Linked DNA regions of Homo sapiens: all the other regions are linked to region 1. A link is a loop called in an ENCODE intact Hi-C map of the cell type or tissue named here. Cell type or tissue: HepG2. All regions are shown on one strand.

Region 1 (5,000 bases):
CCTTAAATGAAGTAAAATTATATCAGCTTTTTAACTTATAAACATGGCATTTGGAATATTCTGGGCCCTGTGCTAAGCATTATTGGACTTTATCCAATCCAGCATTGCCTGGGCTTCTGAATTAGCTTTCTCTTTCTTTCTAACACTCTTTAATTCCCTACACATACCACTTCCCTTTTATGATAATCCCAGGTAACAGGTATCTGAGGTTAGAATGCTGGTGCCTCCTCAAAGATACCAAAACCAGCTAGGTAGCACCACTTTCACCTCAGAAGCATGGGTCTTATCTAAAATGTCTGCTCACAGATTGACCGTGTTTGGGCAGAAAACTGAGATGGAAGTGTCGGTCCTGACCAAGAATAAGAGGGCCTAAACCACCCTAAAAACTGAGAGTGAGCTATTCTTCTGGAGTTTGTTTTTTAAAAATACTCCTAGTACAAAAGGACAAGTATCAAATTTACCTACTCAGAAACTAGGTTTCTGCCATTGTGTAAATTTTCACCACCAAGCTCCTCCTCCAGGCCACCTACTCTAATATACCAGAACCTAGTCCTGTAATTATATGGTGAATTTCTCGGAATGCTTCGGCAACGTCTTGACATTCAATCATGTATACTTCATTTTGGGACTGAGCTGGACTACACTGCAGAGAGTTTTAGAGACTCTTTCATGCTAGGAATAATAAAGGAAACAGTTATTTTAAGTGCAATTAATGAAGTGCCAGAGGATTCCATTCACAAAAGAATGCAGGGGGAAAGATATTATTTGGTTGTGAATTCACTTTGTCCTTCCAGGCTCTACAAATCTTCAGAAACTTTAAAATTCCAATTCTGTGATAAAACTTGGATGAGTTGCATAGAGATTATTTGATCTAATGTTGCAGGCAAGAAAAATAAGAACCAAGACATTTAAATGACTAATGGTGAGCTCATTTAACTGCTTATCAGCAAAGCTATTGGATATAACATTGATTTCCAATAGATAATTTATTTTAGGAACAGCAAGTATAATCCGTTGTTAAGCAGCACATCATATGGCAGGAGAATTGCAATTTCACAAGCATTTACTTGACATTGAACATTTAATTTAAAAGTTTGCATCAACTAGAAAGCCCCTAATGGAATATCTGGCTCAAGCTCCAGATGGCTTACTGCTCCTCCCTCACAATCTACCATGCCAATAAAAATGAACATTGTTACCCAAGCAGGTAGAGACAAACAGCATCATTTTCTTGCACAGATAAGTGTATGTGTAACTGTGGACACAGTTGTTTGTGTACCAAAATGAGATTTTCAAGAAGTGAAGATGAAATTATAGATCTGCAAACCTATATAATGTCCTAAGAAATGGCATGGTCTCAGCTACCCTGTTGGTATTTAACACTCAATATTTCAAATGCCAATATTTTGATATATTATTTAGTTGAGGAAAGGAGATACCACTATACCTGTGAGTCTTAATGAGAGTACCTTGCAAACTTTAATGTCAACTGGGGATCTTGTTTAAATCGCAGATTCAGGACCACGCGGTGGCTCACGCCTGTAATCTGAGCTCTTTAGGAGCTTGAGGTAGGAGGATTGCTTGAAGCCAGTTCAAGATCACCCTGCACAACATGGCAAGACCTCGTCTCTACAAAATAAGAAAAAAAAAAATTAGCCCAAGTGTGGTGGTGCCACCTGTAGTTCCAGCTACTCAAGAGGCTAAGGTGGGAGGATTGTTTGAGCCCAGGAATTTGAGGTAAGAGTGAGCTATTATCATGCCACTGCATTCCAACATGGGTGACACAGCAGGAGCCTATCTCTAAAAAAAGAAGGAAAAAAAAATTCAGATTCAGTAGGTCTTGGGTGGGGTCTGAGATGCTGCCTAGGTGGTGCTGTGCCATCGCTGTTGCTGCTGCTACTGCTTCTTGGACCACACTTTAAGTAGCAAGATCTAGTAGATTTGTATATGAAGATGAGTAGTGGAAAGACCCTGGAGGCAGAACTACAGGCACCTAAGCTTTTTTTCTACCACTTACTAGGTGAATAATCTTAGGACAATCCTTGAACCACTTTGAGGATAGTTTTCTCTTGAGAAAAATTAAATAATAATAATGATACTTGTTCCAAGCAAATGAGAAAATACATGGGCAAGTGGTTTTGAAAAGCCAGTCTATGTAAATAATTGCTAGCTATGGATATCATTCTGCTACGGACTCAATCTGAACTGTTAAGGGAAAATGCTTTATGGTTACTTGCTAGGGAAAAGTTTCTCAATAAAACTCAGAGAGTGAATTTTTCTCTATCTGAACTTGATAATCAAATTTCTAATAGATTTTTGGAAAGAAAGTGTCTTGAAGGACACTTTGAAGAGAAAGTGGCTTGGTGGCTAATGTGCCGACAAACACAAGAGCATATTTAACCTTCATGCACTGTGTTTGGTCTTCTTGAGGTTTAATTTAACTGATGACATTCATAGGCTACAGTGTAAAAAGTGAACCTGACAGTAATAACTGTGCAAGCTATTTGCTTTATTATAGACTTAGGACTTTGGAGTGCTTTCCAGACAATGGTGGGTCTTGAAAAGATGGTACTGCAAGCTGTGCAAACATACAGTGTGTGCAGGCAAACTTCTGCTTGGTTAATGGATATCTCACAGCTGAGCAAACCGAAGGGCTGTTTGTTAGGCCTCCTTTCCCTTCCATGGTAAACCAAACAGGAAAGTGAATTCCATTGGGATAACCCACAGGGTGCCTCTCTTAGGTAAACAGCAGATTTGTAAAAAGCTCTCTGTGCACACTGTCCCTGTTTACATCACAAATGACCTTCCTGGAGCATTTTAAGCTTCCAGCGCAGGTAATGGAAGGGATAGATTTATCTGTTACACTATAGCCCTCTTTATCTCCCTTGCCTCCTCCCTTCTATCCACTAAATAAAAGCAGTAAGACCACTCCAATTTATAATCTGTCCTATATTAATGGAATGGGAATGATTTCACAATAACAGCTGTAAAGAATCCATACAACTAATAAAAATGGGACCATACTTGATTCTGAGTGTCCTGATAATACTTCTTCACTAACAAGACAATATCTCAGCAATGCAAGAAGTGCTCAGTGTTTATTTTATAAAACTATCTGAAGACAAAAGCCAAGAATAATATGCTCTCTTGCATTAATAAAGAAGAGATTACCTCTAGCAAGCAGTTTAAAAATATTTGTTCTTATAGCTCATTGGTGAAGACCGCAGCCATCTACTCAGACCTTTGTTCAAATTCCAGTTTCATGTCTTTTCATTTGTATGATCTTGGATTATTTACTTAATTTCTTATACTTCAGTCTCATCATCTGTAAAATGGGGTAACACTAGCGTGCATGGAGTCATCGTGAGGCTTAAATAAGATATTTTATATATAATGTTTAGTACAAGACTTGGTACATAGTAAATGCTCAAAAATACTGCTTATTCTTACTAGCATTATCTGCATGCTAACCCACTGACTTCACAGTATTACCTACAAACTGATGGTATCCATTTTCTGGGGCCAGAAGTTTATAGAAGCAACCTCTAGGGTCTTGTGGATGTCTGCATTCAGGATATATTGATAGTCATAATGACAGCGGCTACCATTAATTGAGGAAGACAGAGCCAAGTGTTTTACATGTGTCAGTTCTCAGGACAGCTCTAAGATATTTCATCCTCATTTACAAATGAAGAAAGCAAGATGTAGAGACTGCTATGTTTTGATTATGGCTTGTCCTCTCCAAAACTCTTGTTGAAATTTTATCTCCAGTGCATGAGTGTTAGGAGCTGGGGCCTAATGGGAGATGTTTGGGTCATGGGGGCAGTTCCCTCATGAATAGATTAATGCCCTCCTGTGGGAGTCAATGAGAGCATGGTGTTAAAAAAGAGTCTGGCTTCCTCAGTTTCTCTCTTTTGTTTCCTTCCTTGCCGTGTGATCTCTCTGTACTTTCCCACTTCCCTTTCACTTTCCACCAAGAGTGGAAGCAGCATGAGGCCTTCACCAGAAGCTGAGTAGATGGCCTTGCCATGCTTCTTATACTTCCTAGCCTACAGAACTGTGAGCGAAATTATCCTCTTTTCTTTATAAATTACCCATCCTCAGGGATCCTGTTAGAGCAACACAAAAATGGACTAAGAGATGTGCCTGGAAGGTTGTAGAGTCAACATTTGAACTTCTGGATGTCAAACCTTTGTGCCGCTCAATCTGACATGCTAATTAACACACATGCTAAAGCTGATATGGTTCACACTTGGCTTGGGTTTACTCACACCCAACAGTTGTACACTGCTGAGAGTATTTGGAAACTTTCTGGTGTTCATATTCCTTCCAGAAAATGATAGAATTTAGGGAGGTTACAACACTCGATTTGTGAAAATAATTCCTTCTATCCAAAACAGAGGTTCCTAATTGTTTTAAGGACATGCTTTGACTTGTATGGAGAAAGATCTACAGAAAGCTTTCACTCTGACAGGGAAGACATCTCTGTCATCATCATTTATCCATAAGTCTTATTTTCATGTATCAAAACAAATACCCATAGCATGATTTCAGGCTTCCATGGCCAGCCAAATAAGGTCATCTCTACCTGTTCATCAGTGTCCAAGTTCCTTCAAGGAAGTACAAACCCATTCTGTTATCACAGATTATGCTAAACACAAATATCCCTGGAAAAAGCAGCAAAATGGCATGTTACAGACTGAGCATTTGTGAAATAAAAAAATATCGTGGCTTTTGAGTTCAGTAGACCTGAGTTTGCTATCTGAGTAAGCAAGTTTCTTTCAACTTCTCTCAGCCTCTTTAAGATAAGTCTAATAAAAATTACCTCATGGACCATTGCAAAGATCAAATGAGATAACATTTCTAAATCACTTAGCTGTTGGAATATAGTAAATGTAATAGCTGTAGCTATTATTATTTCTAGTTACTTTCCAGAGAGTCATTTGCAGTGAAACATAAGGCTTCTGGATTCCTGTGAGATACATGGAATCTTCTGGGGG
Region 2 (5,000 bases), 60 kb before region 1:
ACAGAGGGCATCCTTGTCTTGTGCCAGTTTTCAAGGGGAATGCTTCCAGTTTTTGCCCTCGCAGTATAATGTTTTATGTGGGTTTGTCATAGATGGCTTTTGTCATTTTGAGGTATGTTCCTTTAATACCTAGTATATTGAGTGTTTTTAACATGAAGGGGTGTTGACTTTTATTGAAAGCCTTTTCTGCATCTATTGAGATAATCATGTGGTTTTTGTCTTTAGTTCCATATATGTGATAAATCACATTTATTGATTTGCAATATGTTGAACCAACCTTGCATCCTGGGGATGAAGTTTACTTGATTATGATGGATTAACATTTTGATGTGCTGCTGGATTTGGTTTGCCAGTATTTTGTTAAGGATTTTTGCATCAATGTTCATCAAGGATATTGTCCTGAAATTTTCTTTTTATGTTGTGTCTGCCAGATTTTAATATCAAGATAATGTTGGCCTCATAGAATAAGTTGGGGAGGAGTCCCTCCTCCTCAATTGTTGGAATAGTTTCTATAGGAATAGTACCAGCTCTTTTTTGTACATCTGGTAGAATTTGGCTGTGAATCCATCAGGTTCCAGGCTTTTTTTGGTTGGCAGGCTATTGGTTACTGATTCAGTTTTGAAGATTGTTATTGGTCTGTTTAGGGAATCAGCTTCTTCCTTGCTCAGTCTTGGGAGGCTGTATATGTCCAGGAATTTATCCATCTCTTCTAGGTTTTCTAGTTTGTGTGTGTGTATGTGTTCATAGTAGTTTTTGATGCTTGTTTTCATTTCTGTGGGGTCAGTAGTAACATTCCCTTTATTATTTCTAATTGTGTTTATTTGTTTTCCTCTTTTTCATTCTAATTTAAAACTGTAGATTTTCTTTGGCTCTGCTTGAACTCAGACATAGTCATGGTGGTTAAGATTTTTGTGGAAATTGTTATCTTTCCATTTGGAACTGATCAAAGTAGCTGTTTTCTCACCTCTTTCCAAGTTAGACATCTATTGTAAGAGTTTGTGTGTGTGTGTATGTCTGTGTCTGCGTGTGCGTGTGTGTGTGTGTGTGTGTGTGGTGGAGGGGGTGTTTATTTTCCATTTTCCTTCCATTGCCTCTTACATATTTCTTTGGAAAGCAGGGATTGGATATTAGTTTTATTTATATTTGGATATAATACCTCAGAACATTAGTTTTCTATTGACAAGTTACAAATTACTACAGTCCTAGTGCCTGAAAACAACACACACATTGATTATCATACCGTGTCCATGGATCAAGAGTCAGGAATGGCTCTGCTGGAACCTCCACTCACCACTGGTGAGCTAGGAACAAGTTGTTCGCTTTATTAGAAAATTGTCATATTTAGTTTCCTCGTGGGCGTATAACTAAAATCCCCATTTTATAACTATCTTCCAACCATGGACCACTGTCAGCAGCTAGAGGTCACCTTCAGGTTCTTACTTCCTGAACCCCATAGGTCATTTACAACATGGCTGTTTGCTTTCTTCCAGGCCAGCAGGTTCTCTCTTTGACTCCTCACTTTATTCCATTTGATTAAGTTAGGACCTTCCAGGATAATCTCTTTTGGCTAACTCCAAGTCAACTAATTAGTAACCTAATCACAGGAGTGACATCTCATTATATTCACTGGTTCTACCCAGTTAAAGTAGGTTAGGGGATTATAAGGCATGCGTGTACACAAGGGAGTGGGAATTTGAGATCCCTCTTAGAATTTTTTTCAACCACACTCAGCCTTGCTAATTTTTAACATTTTCAATCTTTCTTACTGGCAACAAACTCTTTCTATATCCTCATGATTGCTGTTAGTTTATTTTAGCTGTTTTTTTAAAATGTTTGTTTACTTACATTTTCCTCTTAGGTTATAAGAAAAGGAGGATCTTGAGGTCAACACCTCTGTGGATTTTCAGTAATCCCTTTCATTTTATTCCCCTGTAGCTCCTTCAGAATTCACACTTAAGTCATGAATACTGTCATGCCAGGAAAACAGAAGGGGGTTAACCTTAGAATAAAGAATTATAAAGAGAGTACAATATTTGGGAAGTTTCCACCAAAGAGAAAAGGCAGGTAAAAGCTTTTCATATAGGAGAAGAAAAGAGATTTGAATGAATCAATACTAAAGTAAAGATAAAGCTTGTGACCCTCAGTAACTCAGTGCACCCTCCCATGAGTGCCAAGAACAAAATGGACAGTGACTGAGAAGGTGTCAGTCATGAGGTGTGAGGTGAGTGCTGAGTCCCTGCCCATCTGCTCAGTAAAAAATATCTGAACTGGTGCCAAAGCAGCAATGTGGGGAAATGAAGTCTTTACTGCTCCAAGAGGCCAGCCAGTGAGTTACAGCATCTGTGACACTTCAGAAGAGAATGCAAGGAGGTCAGAACTCTATGCCTAGAAAACAGGCAAAATGAGCTACATTTCATTTATGGGTCAGTGAAGCCATGGAGAAACATAGCATGAAGGCAGGAGATTCCCTGAGGCTATAGGAGATTTCCTATGTGTCCAGATGCCATCTTAGGAAGGTGGAGAAGAGAAAGCTCTTTCAGACAGAAATGAAAACCTCATTTTACCCCCAAATAAGATTGTTTACAGTAGGAAAGACTTTATTACTTATAACTGGAAATAGCTTCTGCTGTCAGTGGAAACAGAAACAGAAGAAAAGGTTTGTATTTGTTATAGAAATAGAGAAACTAAAGTTCATATGTACACTCTAGGTTGTGTTGCACTAAATTTTGACCCTACTCTAAATGTATTATCTCATTTAATCATTTCATAAACCTTACTATTATTCTCATTTTAGAGCAGATAGTACTGAGATTATAGGAATGTAGATAATTTGGGCAACATCACAAAGCTAGTAAGTCATAGATGTAAAGTTTTGTTTGACCGTAAAGCTGTCTATTTTAATCATCTGGCTTAACAATATAAGAGATATATTATTTTAGTGACAATTTAAGTGACACCAACATGAGTTTCATTGGAGTCAATATATGAATTCCTAATTGGGACTTCAAATATTCAGAAAGCATGTTAATTTTTAAAGTTTAAAGGAGAATATTGAAATTCAAGGTGCTTTTCTTTTTCTCTATGTCTACATCACAACTTAGTCATTGGTCCTGCCTGCAGACAGTAAAGTCAGCCTACACTAAAGACTCCTTCTTCAGAATCATTCTGATCCCTCAAAATGGTGTTACATGCCATTTTTTTTTTATTTCTTCACTGTTTGGTACCATATAGTACCCCTTATCCAGACTTACCACTGTGCAAGAGCACAAGCCTAGGGAGACCGATTTAGGAACTAAAACCAGTCTACCTCCACTGGCCAAGCTTTGGCACAGAAAGACACCCACTTGATAAGTCAGTGGTGGCCATGACAGTATCTCTGAATAGGAAATGGCTATTTACCCAAAGTCCCACCCAGACTGTAGATCTTTGAGGACTGGCACTGCCTTGGTCTTTACTTACCCATTTTATCCTGTTATTTATTACTTCTTTTCTGGATGATTTTCATGCTCTTTTTTGTATCAACCTTTTTGTTATTTGTCTGTGTCAGTTATTTTATTCATAGGAAAGAATGCTTGACTTGCAAGGCTGAACCATGGTAGGCATATACAAACTACTGTGGTTTTAATTTAGGGGCAATAAGTGTAAAAACATTCTGATGTATTTATTTGAACAAAATGGAAATCAAACATTCTAAAAAATATATCTTTTCATAGTCTAAAATTTGTCTCCCAACAAAGTCTATTCAAGGATGCATCAATATTTTGAGTTCTGGCCTAGGTATTCAGCCAAAATATATTCTTTTCCTTTGGCCTCAGCATTGGCCTTTGAAGGATTTGGGCTAAAGATTCATGTATAATTTCATACCATATCTGATATCCTTCAGCATGGTTGGGCACAGTCACGTGATCACATGCATTACTGTCATACTGAAACAGCATCGCCAAGTTAGTAAAATGAGCTAGGTATTTCATCCTGATTCATTGATTCTTGTACATACGATGAAACTCTGGCAGTTATTTGATTATAAATGTACATTTATTCTCCAACCATAAAATGCTACAACAATTAATAGTGATTTTGAAAAATTTTAAGAACCTTTCAACAATGAAATGAATGGAGAAATGATTGACAGAAAATACTAATGCTATGAGATTATGTTAGCTACATAACTTGGGAAGAATATTATATTCTTCTAGGATCAGAATATATTTACAAAAGTAAAATAATAATACAAGGTAAAAAACATTTATATGGTATTTCTGATCTTCATAAAATTATTTGGTGTATTAGTACTCACAACATTAAAAAAGATAGCATTTAAAAACTATATTTAATTTTCACTTATTTAATTATACTTAGGCTATGAGTCTGTCAAGAAAAGCCTTATTGAGGAATTGTTCTCATTTTGTGAGAATGAGTCAAAAGAAGAATGTCAACTTTTTCAACTTTTTATAGAATGGAAAATCAGGAAAATGTCATGCGATTGTTATTGACAAAAGAACAAACGTAAAAGCTGTGAATAATTCAGGCATCACAAGCATTCAGTTTTTTCACTCCTCAGTTTTGTGTTTGGAAAGTTATTATAGAAATATATAATATAACAGATTTTCTATCTGTGAGAAGAAAGATAATAACCATTTTCCTCGTTCTACTTAAGCCATAGACAAGCTCTATGGCATGCTAGAAATGTTGAAACTTCTTGTTTGTACTTTTACAAATATTGAACCAAATGAAATAGCAACTATTACATGTTTAAAACAAAAATTGCTTGAAATAAAGAAACCTTTAGTACTGAACTTTGTAAATATGAAAATCAAATTAACAACAGACGACTACTTGAAAAGAAGATAGTTTATGTATTGGAATCTATTGTACTAAAGGATAAAATTAATGATGTTTCTTGAGAGTGAAAATATTTCTTATGTGTATCTTATAAAAATAAAGAATAATCATTCCATTATTCTGGGAAAGATGCATGGATGGAGGGCAACTTTGTGGAG
Region 3 (5,000 bases), 340 kb before region 1:
GAGTGTTTGTATGAATAAATGACATTGGTCCTCGCAACAATCCTATGAGGTAGATAGCATCATACATAGTCATTTTATAGGTGGGGAAACTGAACCAGAGAGAGGTTAAGAGATGGCAGAGTCAGAATTCTGGCTCAATACGACTGGCTGCAGAGCCCAGGCTCTAAGCCACTCTGTCATCTGCTGCCATGACACCAGCCACCTCTCAGTCTCTCCAACTAGGCTGTGATTTACTGAGGCAGGGACTGTGTCTTTAGCATTTTTAGCTTCTTGTGCCTGATCCATATTTTTTGCTCAATGAATACTAGTGAATAAGAGGATGGTTCAATGAATAAACTCTATAATTTGTAATATTTAAAAATTGGGACTTAGAAAGTTGTGAATTTAGGAAATAAAATCTGCATTGCCCACAATGCCTGACCACAAAATGAGGTTCATAATGCTCATCACAGAATTTAAACACCTGCACAGAACTTCCTCTTAAAATGATGAAAAATGCTTTGTAAAAGTGAAAATGGTAAAAACAAATGAAGACAGATTTCATTTCCAGAGAGAGACTTTATATCCTTTGTAGTTACATTCATAAATTTCATCCTGGTAAAACATTCATCTCGAATTCTTAATTTTTTAAGAAGGAAAATTACAATAAACCGTTTTAAATCTTTTTGTCAAACTCAGTATGTGCTTCCTTAAAAATAATGACACTCCTATTTGGACATTATATTCCAAGTGCCACAATCACTTAGTTTAATAGTTATTAAACAAACTATACACAAACCTTGGAAGCTAGACACTTCATCAAACATAATCAATTTCTTTAATTACAACAAATTGTTTTAATTATTCATTTCTCAAAAGTACAAAGCCACTTACCAATAAGGGTTAATTGACTTAAAAATATTTACCTTAAGGTGGATTTATTTGGTTGCTATCAGAAAAAAGATGATACTAGCACTTTTAAGAGTTCTGTTTAATGGGCATGTACTTCAAATTAATGGTATTACACATCTTAAAACATATACAATGTATATGCATTAATTATATTCAATAAATACTTGATATTTACTGGAAAAACTTTGTACCTTAATCAAAAATAAATATTTCAAACATATTGTAGCATTTGGAAAGGTCTTCTCAAAAGGCTGTACCCCTGGAAAGCTTCTGGAATTGCTTCAGCCAATCCTATTCTTCTTTCAACTCCAGAAGCTTTGTTAATTTGCATAATGGAGGTGAGAAATACATTTTCATTTTGGCCATTATTTGTGCTCAAAATATAAAGACTGGCTTACAGGATTGTACAGGTATGCCTCCTGTGACATGAATAGGGCATAAAATCTTACATCCTTTCCAGTAGAGCCATAGCCCTAAGTATCCAGTCCTGTCTTAAGCCATTTTTGTAATATTCTGACATTTGATCTCAGATTAACTGTATCCTACTGCTCAAAAATTTTCACATTTTTCTAAAGTGGTGATTTCCTGCAAAATACTATCACAGCATGCTGAAGGATCAAGAGTAAAGTCTTCACTTAGTTTACAGAAGAGGTCCATGCAGGTTTGCTAATAAAAATTTGTACATGTTGAGGAATTCAATCTGAGATTTATTTTTATTGTTAAATGTTACCTGGATAGCAAGGATGTGGGGAGACCTTGAGTTCTTATCCATTTCTAACTCCTCCCATCTACCAAACCTAACTAAATATTTGTCAATGACAAATTGACTTTGGTCAATTCACAACAGCTCTCTAAATGCAGAAACTTTAGATTAATGGCTAAGAAAGATTGCAAAGAATACTTGGTAACAAAACACTTATGCTTTAGTGTATCAGAGGTTAGGAATGCACAGTGTGATATGTGCTCTTGCATAATCATTTGCGCAAGTCTCCAGAGGATATTAATTATTAACCAACAGAATCATTTGAACACTCTGTGCCACTTTTACCTTCAGGCATTTCAAAGGGTTGCCTCCTTCCTGAACCTGACAATAGACTCATTGGTTATTGTTTAGAATTGTTTAGAATGGTAAATGCTTGTCTCTAAGTTATAAAAAACTGAACTGTCTGTTTCTCACTTAGTCATTCCTCACCTAAAGGCTCTCAGAATGCTGCCAGTTCTTTAGAATTCCAGAAAAAAATAGTTCAGAGAGGTTGCCTTTGATATTTTTTATGATCATTTTGCCTCCACGTGTAAAACAAACCCCTAAAAGACAGTTAAAACACTGAACTATTTTTGTAACACTCAGTGTTTTGACTAATTTTATAGATACCTTTTATTATGCTCTACTTTTTTTCTCCTCAGCCATCTGCTCTAATGAAACATATTTTTTCTCTATGGGGAGTACCCATGTTCCCTAGGACATTTTTCTCTAAGTAGAGAAAACTAGATCATGGTTTTACCATAGAATTGTTATACGTTTTCACATCAATCCTTTACATAAATATCTTACAAAAGGTAACAATTATGTACGTAAAATTCTACTCCTGGATGAAGTATATAATCTCTAGCTAGACCTAGAAAATAATATTGGTATAGTGTTTTCCAATTCACAAAGAGTCTCTGCATGTATGATCTTCTTCACTACATGTAAAAACTATATGATGTGAAATTATTAATCTATAATTATTATTTATATTATTATCAACATTTTACAGGTGAAGACATTGATATTCAAAGACATTAGTGACTTATCCAAGGCCACCTAGCTAGTAAATGCTAAAATACAAATTGTTTATCTGACTGCTCTTTCCTGTAGCCCTCATAGCCTTCTTAACCTTTCTTTTCTGTTGTCCTATATGTCAAACTTTATGCTAGTCTTTTACCTCTGTCCCCAGCTCAGGGTACACTGGTGTGCTTAAGTCCATTTGCAAAGTCCAAGCAATATCATTTGCTTCCTATCCAGAAAGGGTCCAGAAGTGCTCTGGAGCCAGAGAGCCCTGAGGGCATTGCTATAGCACATCCAGCATGGTGATCATCAGTTAACAGATGATAATCTACACATACAGAGGAGCCCGGCAGAGCTGCCTGCACAGGTGAGTCATCCCTCCGGTGAGTGGGGATGAAGACGGGCATCTTCTAGTAAAACCACTGCTCTTGGCACTCCATGATGCCCCTATGGTTGTCCTCTACTCATTCAAGTCCTCAGAGCCTCTTCGTTCTGAGAGCCACACTTGAACCAGCAAACTCCCTTTCAGAATGTGATTCTCTGCTCTGTTCTTATAAATGTGGCTTCTCTCTTCCTCACATACAAGCCTACAACATGCTTTTTTCCAAAACAGGAGATCCTGACCTAGAATTCATGGAATTAACTCAAATGAAGTGCAAACTGTTGTATGTATGTGCATAAGTATGTTTTTCTTTTCTTTTCTTTCTTTCTTTCTTTTTTTTTTTTAGACAGAGTCTCACCCTGTTGCCTAGGCTGGGGTGCATTGGTACAATCTCAGCTCACTGCAACCTCTGCCTCCTGGGTTCAAACGATTCTCCTGCCTCAGCCTCCCGAGTAGCTGGGATTACAGGCACCCACCACCACACCCGGCTAATTTTTGTATTTTTAGTAGAGAAGGGGTTTCAACATGTTGGCCAGGCTGGTCTCGAACTCTTGACCTCAGATGATCACCCGCCTCGGCCTCCCAAAGTGCTGGGATTACAGGCGTGAGCCACCATGCCCAGCCATAAGTGTGTTTTTCAGAAGAGAAGATTTTAGCTTTTATCATATTCTCAAAGGGGCCTGTGGAAAAAAAAAATTACTAATAATATTTAGAATGAGTGATAGATCTAGAAACCAAACTCAGACCATTTCACTCTAAAGTGCCTATTACTCATTTCTTTCTTGATTTTTCACTTTCTAACTGGGTGACCCTGAACAATTTGTTCAACATTCCTGAGTCCAATTTATTTTTGATAGTCATGCCAGACTTTCATTTCCACGAATATGGCATAGGCACATTTTTCCTATTCCTATTGATAAGTACAATAAAAGCCCCAGACATTATGTATTAGGCAAATGTAAGAAGACTATAAAAGGAGAAAATATAAAGACAAGCCAGTTCGGGATGCCTAGACCTAGTGAAATCACATGGCAGTAATTGTCGTGGGCTTCCTTTTTGCTTCACGTATCTCAGACATGAAGCTGCAGAAGCCGGAAACCTATAAATACCAATAGACAAAAGAAAAGAAAATTTAAGCTCCAACAAAAGCTTCTTCTCTCTAGCCAAACATTAGGAAAAAGGCAACCTATCAAGACAGAAACATTTTACACAATAACTTCTCCAACAAAATACCACATGAAATACTGTGGCCCCACACCTATCTATACCAGTAAAAGATGAACTCGGAGCCTAGATTTCCACCCTCGTGAGTCTGTAATGAGGAACCCTAACACTTCGACTAGGATAGCTTCAAAGAAGACCAAGTCAGAAGGAAGGATTTTCATCCCTGCTGTCCAGTAATGATATCCCCACTCTGCTCCCCTCTGCTTTCATGGTGGCAATGGAGACCACATGAGCAGCATGGACCACATCGAGCAGTAGCAAGATGTCTCTATCCTTCCTCACTGTGGTGGTATCAGAAGAAACCGATTGGAAATTTAGGACATTAACTATTGCCTAGAGTAATGAGGCCACTACCACATCAGTGGAGACCACTAGAGGAGCTGGAACTCCAACCTGTAACCAGCAATAATGAGATGCTTCCCTCCCCGCTGCCTCTACCACACAGGTGTCACTGGAGGTAAAGTGGGGGAACCCAGACCTCTTCTGGCAGTAACAAGGTGGTAACTACTGGCAGTAACAAGGTGGTAACTACTAGCAGTAACAAGGTGGTGCCTACCATCTCACTGAAGCAGTGTCAAAATATTAAAGCAAATGGTTTGTAATAAGATCGTAAATCATGTAACACGGTGCAAAAATGTCCAGGTTTCGATAGAATATGATTCATCATGCCATGAACTAGGAATATCTCAAACTTAATGAAAAAAAAGATAGTCAATAAATTCCAACACCGAGAAA
Region 4 (5,000 bases), 60 kb after region 1:
CCATCTTGAGTTAATTTTTGTATAAGGTGTAAGGAAGGGGTCCAGTTTCTGTTTTCTGTATATGGCTAGCCATTTTTCCTGGCACCATTTATTAAATAGAAAATCCTTTCCTCATTGCTTGTTTTTGTCACATTTTTCAAAGATTAGATGGTTGTAGATGTGTGGTGTTATTTCTGAGGTCTCTGTTCTGTTATATTGGTCTATATATCTGTTTTGGTATGAGTTTCATGCTGTTTTGGTTACTGTAGCCTTGTAGTATAGTTTGAAGTCAAGTAGAGTGATGCCTCCAGCTTTGTTCTTTTTGCTTAGGATTTTCTTGGCTATATCTACAAGGAACTTAAACATATTTACAAAAAAAAAAACAACCCCATCAAAAAGTGGGCAAAGGATATGAACAGACACTTCTCAGAAGGAGACATTCATGCGGCCAACAGACATATGAAAAAAAGCTCATCATCACTGGTCATTAGAGAAATGCAAATCAAAACCACAATGAGATACCATCTCACGCCAGTTAGAATGGCGATTAAAAAGTCAGGAAACAACAGGTGCTGGTGAGGCTGTAGAGAAATAGGAATGCTGTTAAACTGTTGGTGGGAGTGTGAATTAGTTCAACCATTGCGGAGGACAGTGTGGTGATTCCTCAAGGATCCAGAACCAGAAATACCATTTGACCCAGCAATCCTATTACTGGGTATGTACCCAAAGTATCATAAATCATTCTACTATAAAGACACATGCACACGTATGTTTATTGCAGCACTATTTACAATAGCAAAGACTTGGAACCAACCCAAATGTCCATCAGTGATAGACTGGATAAAGAAAACGTGGCATATATACACCATGGAATACTATGCAGCCATAAAAAAGGATGAGTTCATGTCCTTTGCAGGGACATGGATGATGCCAGAAACCATCATCCTCAGCAAACTAACACAAGAACAGAAAACCAAACACTGCAGGTTCTCACTCATAAGTGGGAGTTGAACAGTGAGATCACATGGACACAGGGAGGGGAACATCACACACTGGGGCCTGCCGGGGGGTGGGGGACAAAGGGAGGGAGACCATTAGGACAAATACCTAATGCATGCAGTCTTAAAACCTAGATGACGGGTTGATGGGTGCAGCAAATCACCATGGCACATGTATACCTATGTAACAAACCTGTACATTCTGCACTTGTATCCCAGAACTTAAAATAAATACATAAATAAACAAAAATAAAGGTGTCTTTAATTTTGAAAAACTTACAAATTCTAAATGTTGTTCCTGGTAGATGTTTCTGACTTCTGTCCAAGATGGTGCTTCTGAGCCCTACTGGACTCCTTTGGTCTTCTTTTTTTACTGAGGGTGGCATTTGCTAACTTTTTACCCTGTGTCAGATCTTGCGTGTGCTATGACCCATTTCTCAATTGAGTTTCCATCCCTTTCAGATAGGCCTGGAGATGTGATTAGGATAGGAGAGCAAGTTGGAAGTTTTGTTGTTGTTGTTGTTGTTGGCTCTTGGTTGTCTCAAGTGAGCAATTTGCGTTTTCAGGGAACCACAACCTAGGAACTGGAGCCACATATGTCTCAATGGAATCACAGCCCCTCATCCGCATACCACAAAAAAAATCCTTCTCTCCTAGTGGGAGGAAGGGAATGAATTGCAGAGAAACATGGGGAAGGAGAAAAAAAAAAGAAATTATTTTTGGCAAGTTTAGATTCCATAAGCATGTTAACAGTTGTTGAAAGTTTTTAACAGGCAGATAGAATGGAGGGTTAAAAACTAATTATTACTTCCACAATTCTGTAAATTTAAATAAGGATATTGCAAGAACTGCCCCGATACTCATTATAATTCTGGTAAAATTAAAGAACATGAAGATCTCTTAAAATGCACCTTTTTAAAGAAAGCTACCCAGACGGAACTGTGAAGTAAATCTGAAGTTACTTGTAATTCCGGCAGCCTCACTACCAAGCTCTGTAGCTCTGGGATACACAGCGTCTTGTTGTGGGATACATTCCATTCTGTTTTTTTCACCTGCACAGTGAGGAGGTTATATCATTACTTAAAAACTTCTCCAGTTTTGAAATTTTATTATCCCATCTTTCCATTTTCCACTAGTGCTTCATTTAAAAATAAATGAATCCAGAATTAAGCAGCCCCACCCATTTTCTAGGGACGCATTTTTTTTTTTCTTTTCAAATAAAAGTGAGTTTAACTCAAACTTGGCCTGCGCATACCCTGCCTCTTTTTAACTTTGGAGATAAGCTTTCTTTTCTGAAAGCTTATATTAACACAATAGCCAACAGGTGGCGCTGCAGGCCTGTGCCAGTTTACAGTCCTTTGACATCTGTGTTTTTTTATAGTAGTAGAATACATACATCTCTGTATTTCTTCAACCCAAAATAACAGGGTCTAGTGAAATAACCTACCCTGTACTAAGTATAAGCCCCAATGATTAATAATCTATTATCTGCTTGCAAATGAATCTGACAGTGGTAGAAATTTATCACCCGAAAAACTTGACACTTATAGTTGCTTGTGTATCTTGAAAGGGGCAATTTTAGGTACACCAAAAGGCATATTCCAGTCCAGAAACATATAGTATGATGCTATTCTTGTAATGATGAAGACAAGGAAAGGTGTTGTATCTATTTACATATCATCATTCATCAGCCAAATTTGCAATGCTTCCATTTTTAATCAAAGATTTGTTGCATTAGATCTGGTAGTATCCTTGGTCATAACTGAAAACACACAAGCTCGTGTTATAGATGGACTAGCAGAAGATCCACAAATGTTGTATGATCCCTAAGAAACCATGGCTATTTAATAGCATATCTCAAATGATAATTGAGATCTCTTCTAAGCCCACCTTGTCTTGGGAGAACCTGAGCTCATTGAAGGTAAGTTCCCGGACTCAGGCAAATCCCCATCTCAATTTCTCCAATCTGTAAATAAATAAGTAAATCTATCTTTGGGATTTGCCTGATTTGCCTTTCACATTCACTAGGATAGGTTACAAACGTTGGAAACTGTTACTCTATGATTGTCAGTTCCAGAAAATCAGCTTGGCTTATGATTCAGCAAAACAATCTGCAGGCACACTTTTATGACACAATCTATACCTCCTGGACAAGTTGTACCAAATAAAGAACTTGCCTAGAATTCCTTCATTCAAGATCAATAAACTGACAAAGAGTGCAGCTGTTTAAGCCTTTAATCTACAGAGGAGCAGAGAAGCTAGCAGTGAAGGTGGATGGTGAGGAAACATCTGCTTTTCCTCTTTCTGTCATCAAGTATAGGGCCTCTTCAGGGAAACTCCCACTTGCTCCAACTGATCTGCAGCTTTGACTTCCAAAAGGGACTGATTCTGACCTCCCTCTCACCTCTGACTTTCAGCCTTGCCAACCTCTGGGATCCTGGAGATAGCTTAATAAAGGTCATCATCACTCAGATTAACCTGTTTTCTAAATTGCTGTTGTTTGAAATGGTTTAAGCAGCTGCCTGGGAATGTGGAGAAGCGTAGACTGAAGATCTGGAGTATTGGTTTGGTTTGTCATTATCCTTCCCCTGTCTCATCCCAGAAAGAGTGAACCTGTGGACGTTCCAACAAACCATAATGCAGAAAGAGTGGATATTTGTCTGTCAAGTTCTAATTAATAATAATGATAGCTAATAGTATATATCAAGTATATTTCTTTACTTTTTACCACAACTTTAGTGACTGGTTTTAGTAATTCCTTTGCAGCTGTGAAAACTGAGATTAAGATAGGTCTAATTATTTGTCTGAAGTCACAGTCTTAAGAACTAACCAGTATACTAGCTGCAAGTGACTCATATCACTATAAATGGTGGAACCAGAATCCAATTTCGAATTTGTCTAACTCCCTAGGTTTTTTGCTAGTGAGCTGACTGAAATGTATAGCCATTGCCTGGAAGCACAATAATCTAGAATAATATGGTATTTTAAAAATGCTAAATCCAGCTGTCTTAGTATAAACCATAGCTCCTTAAGATGTATTATTTCATTAACTTATTTATTTTTTTTTTCTTTTTTGGTTTGTTTGTTTGTTTTTGAGACAGAGTCTCCCTCTGTCGTCCAGGCTAGAGTACAGTGGTGTGATTTCAGCTCACTGCAACCTCCGCCACCCGGGTTCAAGCGATTCTCCTTCCTCAGCTTCCTGAGTAGCTGGGACTACAGACATGTGCCACCATGCTTGGCTAATTTTTGTATTTTTAGTAGACACGGGGTTTTACCATGTTGGCCAAGCTGGTCTCGATCTCCTGACCTCGTGATCCACCCACCTTGGCCTCCCAAAGTGCTGGGATTACAGGCGTGAGCCACCACGCCCAGCCAACGTATTTCTTTTTTGGTATATCTGTTGTGTTCTTAATGAAGAAATACATAATGTTCTTAATGAAAAAATAAATACATAAAAGAAATGCAGTGTGCAGTCACATTGTTGCAATACAAAGCACCTTTTCAAAATTCAGACATCTAGGCCTGTGAAACCTGAGTGGGAAGTGCAGCTTCAAGGATCAGGGCCCTGGGTACAGAATAAAGTCAGACACTTGAAATTTAAATCCCAGTTTTTTTCTTCTCTATGGAGAATGATTTTTCTATGTTTGTTCCTGAATTCAAAAGTAAAAAACCAGAGAAGCCACAATTTGCATCTTCCCTCTTGTGCACCTGGGGAAAGTATCACACAGATGCAGATTGAATATGTTTATATCGCAAAAAGGAAAATGATGATCATATTTCAACTCAGATGTGATCCATTTGGGTGATTGAGTTTTACGATTTCTTTCTGTTTTCTTCCCAGATAAGTTCTGCAACAGTCAAGAATGTTAATGGCTACACGAAAAACTTCTATTAGCTTAAATTAGTAAGGGTTTATTTTTCTCATGTGGCAACAATGTTAGATATAGGGAACTGCCGGTATTGTTCAGCTGGAAGGTGTCAGTGCTGACTTTTATGACTCTCAATCTCACTTTCAGATTTGGG
Region 5 (5,000 bases), 85 kb before region 1:
GGTTTTCTTTTCCTGTTGAGAAAAATCCCTGTTAAGAAACCCAGGATAATCAAACTACATCTTAACATAATGGGCTCAGGCTTCAATACTTCTCTTTACTAAATAGCATTCATTGGCTACCATGGCCTATGCACCTGGCCCTATATTTTATTTCCTCTGACTTAAGCTGTCCATTTTTCTTGCAGGTGGAAAATTACTAATATTAATACAGTCTTGGACCAGCTAATTAAGTGCAATGAGCCCTCCCAATGGGTGCAGAGCCTAATTGCATTTGCAAGCAGCCACCTGCAGGCATAAACTGTCGGCTTAACACTGCACATGGAGGGGGACAGCCAAATCTTCTAATACTGTCCAATTGTCCCTAAGGATATTGAATTTTTCAGAACACTCTGTGTGTGTGTGTGTGTGTGTGTGTGTGTGTGTGTGTGCGCGCACGCGCGCAAGTACTTGACACTCTGTGTGTGTGTGTGTGTGTGTGCAAGTACTTGATTTGTGCATACAAAACAGGGAATGTGGATGAGAAGGCAAAGAAAGATGGAGAATGGCAATAATCCCTATTCCAACCTAACCATAAAATTCAAACCCTTTGAAAATATATTCTTAAAATCATTACAAATGTATGCTCCCACTGTAGCATCCTAGTTATAATCTCTTCCTTAAAGAAGTTTGGAGCCCAGTTGTATGCCTAAAAATTACCATTAACTTACACAATACTGAACAAGCCAGGGCTGGTTTAAGTAGTATGCCTGCCTGTTAAGTTTCTTACTGAGTCATTCACAATGAAGCTGATTCAGGAAATATGGAGTGAGACAAAGTAAAGGAAATGGTGAAGATATTTCTTTATTTGGAATTTTCCTGTGTTCTATTCTTCAGGAAAAATTTGACCTACTTTGAAAAAAAAAAAGTGAACCTCCCTTGATTTTATTTGTATGAACTGAAGTAAAATACTAACCAAAGATTTTAGGGATTTTTTTTTTTTTTTTGTGAAACATCTTGGGCAGAGTAAAACTATAATTACAACTAATCAGGGTAAAATAATGGTGACCCATTGAGCTGAATATGCTGTAAGTGATCTATGACCTTCTGAATAGAAACCTATCTCCTATCTGAATTGACTTCCTTCTAAATGATAATAAAAAAATCTCTAGCAATCTAGATTGGCAAGATAGGTTATTTATTATAATGTGGGAAGCAGGAGAGAGAATTTGTTTGATAATTGTAGTTTCAGGCTGACAGTAATTAAATACTTCTGGGCCCTCATTGAAGAGAATACATTTTATAAGTCTCTGTCCCAGGAAATCAATATCATTCTTTTCTACCTCTGCCCTTTACTTCATCTCTTGGTTTACTTTTTAGTAATTTTTCTCTAACAGTTTCCTCTTCTTGCTTTCGCCATCTTAGAAGTCATGAAGAGCTCTGATGATGTTACTGGGTAAACAGCCTTGGCCTGAGGTTGAAGCAAGGAAACTCTGGAGTTCAACAAAGACACCAGGCCTGATGACCAACACTGTAACTACTAGACAGTGATACTGGACAAAACAACCAATCTCTCTGGCATCAGCATCATCAGTGATAAAATCAGAATAATGATAATTCAATCTTCATAGAGTTGTTGATAGAATTCAGTGATGTGAATTATGAAAAGCAATTAACTAACATAGTGCCTGACACATTAGAACTGCTTATAAAAGGATGGGAACTTTTACTATCATTTCCCAGGGACCAAATGAACACTCTCTTTCTTAATAGCACTGGAACCTCTGAGCTATCTTGAGACTTTACTTTAGGGAGTAGATATGTGTTATTTTGGTAGTAATTTTTAAACAAGATGTAATTGCATACAATATTCTTAAGAGTTGAGTGTGATTAGCGTATGTACTAATAAGATATATAAATATATACACATACATGTGTATATGTGTTGTGTATATGTGTGTGTGTATATATATATATATATATATTATATATAATTTGAAGAGTAACACCCCAGTTAAGATATAGAGCATTACCATCACCCTAGAATGTTCCCTTGAATGTCTTTCCAGTCTATGCCCCCACCTCCATAGTCGACCACTATTCTGATTTTTATTCCATAAATGAGTCTGCCTATTCTTGAACTTTCATATAGGTAGAATCAAACAGTAAGTACTCTTTTTTTCTGGATTTTCAAGCTCAATATAATGTGTGTGTGATTCATCCATGTTGTTGCAGATGTAGATCTCAGGTCAGGCCACTTATTTCTTTTTATTCCTGAGATATTCCTTTATGCCAATATATTATATTTATTTTTCTGTTTTCTTGTTGTTGGACGTTTGGGTTGTTTCCTGGGTTGTTTGTAACTTTAAAAGTTTATGCCATTTTTAAAAACTTCAAAAGAGATGGTATGGTATAAATAATTTTGCATTAGTTGGCTTTATTCTACACCTTATGAATAGAGTACAAGCATCTAATAAACATAGATGGTAGGCTTCGGAGTGGAACATTAGATTTAGATTCCAAAATGGTGCATGTACAGCCTTAGCTTCCTGGGACTCTTTATTGTCTGACTGCCACTAGAAGGTTGGCTGGCTCCTGCCAGGAAAACATTGTTGCATTTACCCTGAGTGGACCTTTTCTGTGTGTGCCCTCAGAGCACTTAAGAGAACATAGAGCTGTCACTTCTCAAGTTTACTCACCAGGCTATAAGCTTTCATTATACCTATTTGGTAACAAATGTTTGCATAGTGACAGAATTTGGTCTTAGACTCACTTTTATTGCAACCTGGTTATGAGACAGCAAAGAGGCCAATGCCCTCTTATACTACCAACAACAAAAGCACTTATAGTTACCAAAAAATGAATGATAATTATGAATGATAATTGGCTCAATACCTATTGGCTCAATACAGAAATAATATATTTCAGGTAACTTAAGTATAAAACAAAATCATTATAAAGAAATTGCCATTTTTTTTTTCTACTGACCTAACCACCCTCCTACGGCACCAGGTAAGAATTTTTCTGTGCCAAGGGTTTGTGGTTTATACTATCAAATGCACATTAAAATTTAACTTCCCATTTTCAATTAAATAGAATTGAGTCACAGTCAGTACATATCCAGAAAGGTTCACATCTTGTGATGCACTTATAAATCTGATCTTGTAAGTCCCCAAATCATATCTGCTTTCATGCATTTGTTTCTTCATTTCCTGCCCAAAGAATGTTTGGAGGATTATTTTGATCCTACTGTAGTTTAAGACCATGCCCTTACATGACTTAGTTTATTGAATATTTTGCTAGCTTATTTTTATTTTATTTTATTTTAAAGTTGTTAAGAACCAGTGGATTGTTAGTTGAAATATGCAGGGCTGCATTCCCCCATCCCATTACTACCTTTATTTCAAGTGAAAGTTTGCCATTCATAGTGCCTTTGCTTCCTAATGACCTCATTCATACCAAAATTGGGACCTGGAAGCTGAGGCCCGGATTTTTCTCTGACTCAGTTTCCTGTGTTCCAAAAAAATTCCTTTTCCTATATTAATTGTTATTCTTCTTTTGTTAAGACTTAAGTGGTTTTAAGGTAAATTCTCATGTTACCCTCTAATGCCAACTTGAGCTGTTTAAAATATCGGAAGCGCTCCCACAAATGAATTGTGTTCCCACAATTTCCTAGCATCATTCATTGCTCTCATTTCACAGATGCAAACACAAAAACACATCCTTTTGTACATAACAATCATAAATACTTTCCCAAGGTCAGGAATATTTCTGTCAGGAAAGCCCTATTTTACCAAAGAACAGGATGTTTTGATAAACTAAATATTCTGAGAATTATCATATGTACCTATCAAGGTTTCTATTGTGAAGCCTTCTCTCTCTTCACTGAGAAAGAAGTCGGCCCTTTATCTGTCTTCCTTGCTTCCTAATCTCCCACCCAAGAGGTTCAACTATTGGCTTAATGATTCACTAATTGTGAGAGATGGTGATTTATGATATTAGGGAAAAAAAAGGAAGCCTTTATAGTTGAAAAAAAATTAAGATTGTTCTCATGTTTTAATCCTACATCTATTTCTGGTCTGACTCTAGTCTTGCTTTGTTTTATTTTTGCATTTGACTGTCATCTTGATGTTTACTTCGGTCTACTTTAGAATCCTTGTCTTCATTCTGGCTTTTCTGCTTGTCAGTTTTGGGTTGGCTTTATTTATTTATTTTGTTTGGGGGCAGGACATAATCTCTTGCCCTCAGGCAAAATCAGTTGCTGACTCTCCCCCGTTTTTTCTCCAGGGTCTAGGTCACTTTATTAGCATATCTTTCATGTTTAGGTAAGACTGCTGTCGCTTTTTGAGAAGTTAGTAGGTATCCTGTGGATAAAAAGTGATATCAGGCTTTTTTTTCCTTCTCTCTCTCTCTCTCTCTCTATATATATATATGTATATCAAAAATATTAAGCACATGGATATGATTCTTATACGATAATTTGTCTTTCAAAATGATACGAAACACAAGAAGGTACATGCAGTTGATGTGATTATGACACATTGCTCTATTATGCCCAGGAAAGACTGTTTGATGAAGCCTGGATTTTTCATAATTCAGAATCTGGCTCAGCTACCTGGTCTTGTCAACTTCCAAAAGTGACTCACCAGTGACTCAGACTCAGAGGATTGTACCATGCGAAGCTTGAGCCCCAAAGGCTTTGGAGTGAAACAGGCTGGTCCAAAGTTTTAGTTCAGCTGAGATATCCTAAGTGTATTATTTGCAGGTTGAGATTTGATTATGAGAAATGAAGATATCTACCTTATAACATAGTTTAAAGGCAAAATAGTCTAATATATACACAAACACATATAGAGGCAAGATGAAGTAAAAATGGTAGCTGTGGTTGTTCTGAGAATGATTATAAAACAGAATTTGTAGAAAGAGACATATTGTTAAGAGGCTTATATAACTTACATAAGACAAAAATTATATTAGCCAAATTACATTTAGTAACTTTGTTGTATAAACATAGAAGAGCAGAA

The links. Hi-C counts contacts between places; a loop is a spot of excess contacts. Peaks named below come from ENCODE experiments on the same cell type or tissue, not always from the same donor. Only the 100,000 strongest peaks of a DNase experiment are listed, where the experiment ranks them.
Region 2: it touches region 1 in a loop (5-fold over the local background); 5 of 110 quality-filtered maps call a loop at or near these places.
Region 3: a loop joins it to region 1, with 7 times the contacts of the local background. A loop is called at or near these places in 2 of 110 quality-filtered maps.
Region 4: it touches region 1 in a loop (5-fold over the local background); 2 of 110 quality-filtered maps call a loop at or near these places.
Region 5: it touches region 1 in a loop (2.1-fold over the local background); 4 of 110 quality-filtered maps call a loop at or near these places.

The regions. Positions count from the first base shown.
Region 1 is chr3:30,256,725-30,261,724 of GRCh38, reverse strand. No RefSeq gene overlaps it. Among named protein-coding and RNA genes, the nearest start is that of LINC01985, 260 kb to the left of the region's middle. In HepG2, no CTCF peak of the experiment used is centred here; DNase peaks (open chromatin) are centred at 1,764 and 2,644.
Region 2 is chr3:30,317,224-30,322,223 of GRCh38, reverse strand. No RefSeq gene overlaps it. Among named protein-coding and RNA genes, the nearest start is that of LINC01985, 200 kb to the left of the region's middle. In HepG2, a CTCF peak has its summit at 2,308; a DNase peak (open chromatin) is centred at 2,313.
Region 3 is chr3:30,594,308-30,599,307 of GRCh38, reverse strand. No RefSeq gene overlaps it. Among named protein-coding and RNA genes, the nearest start is that of TGFBR2, 9.8 kb to the left of the region's middle. RefSeq lists a cis regulatory region at 1,891-1,904 and enhancers at 1,825-1,969, 1,648-2,147. In HepG2, no CTCF peak of the experiment used is centred here; a DNase peak (open chromatin) is centred at 1,877.
Region 4 is chr3:30,196,594-30,201,593 of GRCh38, reverse strand. No RefSeq gene overlaps it. Among named protein-coding and RNA genes, the nearest start is that of RBMS3-AS1, 260 kb to the right of the region's middle. In HepG2, a CTCF peak has its summit at 2,295 (motif pointing right); a DNase peak (open chromatin) is centred at 2,303.
Region 5 is chr3:30,342,123-30,347,122 of GRCh38, reverse strand. No RefSeq gene overlaps it. Among named protein-coding and RNA genes, the nearest start is that of LINC01985, 170 kb to the left of the region's middle. RefSeq lists an enhancer at 3,821-5,000. In HepG2, no CTCF peak of the experiment used is centred here; DNase peaks (open chromatin) are centred at 2,642 and 4,622.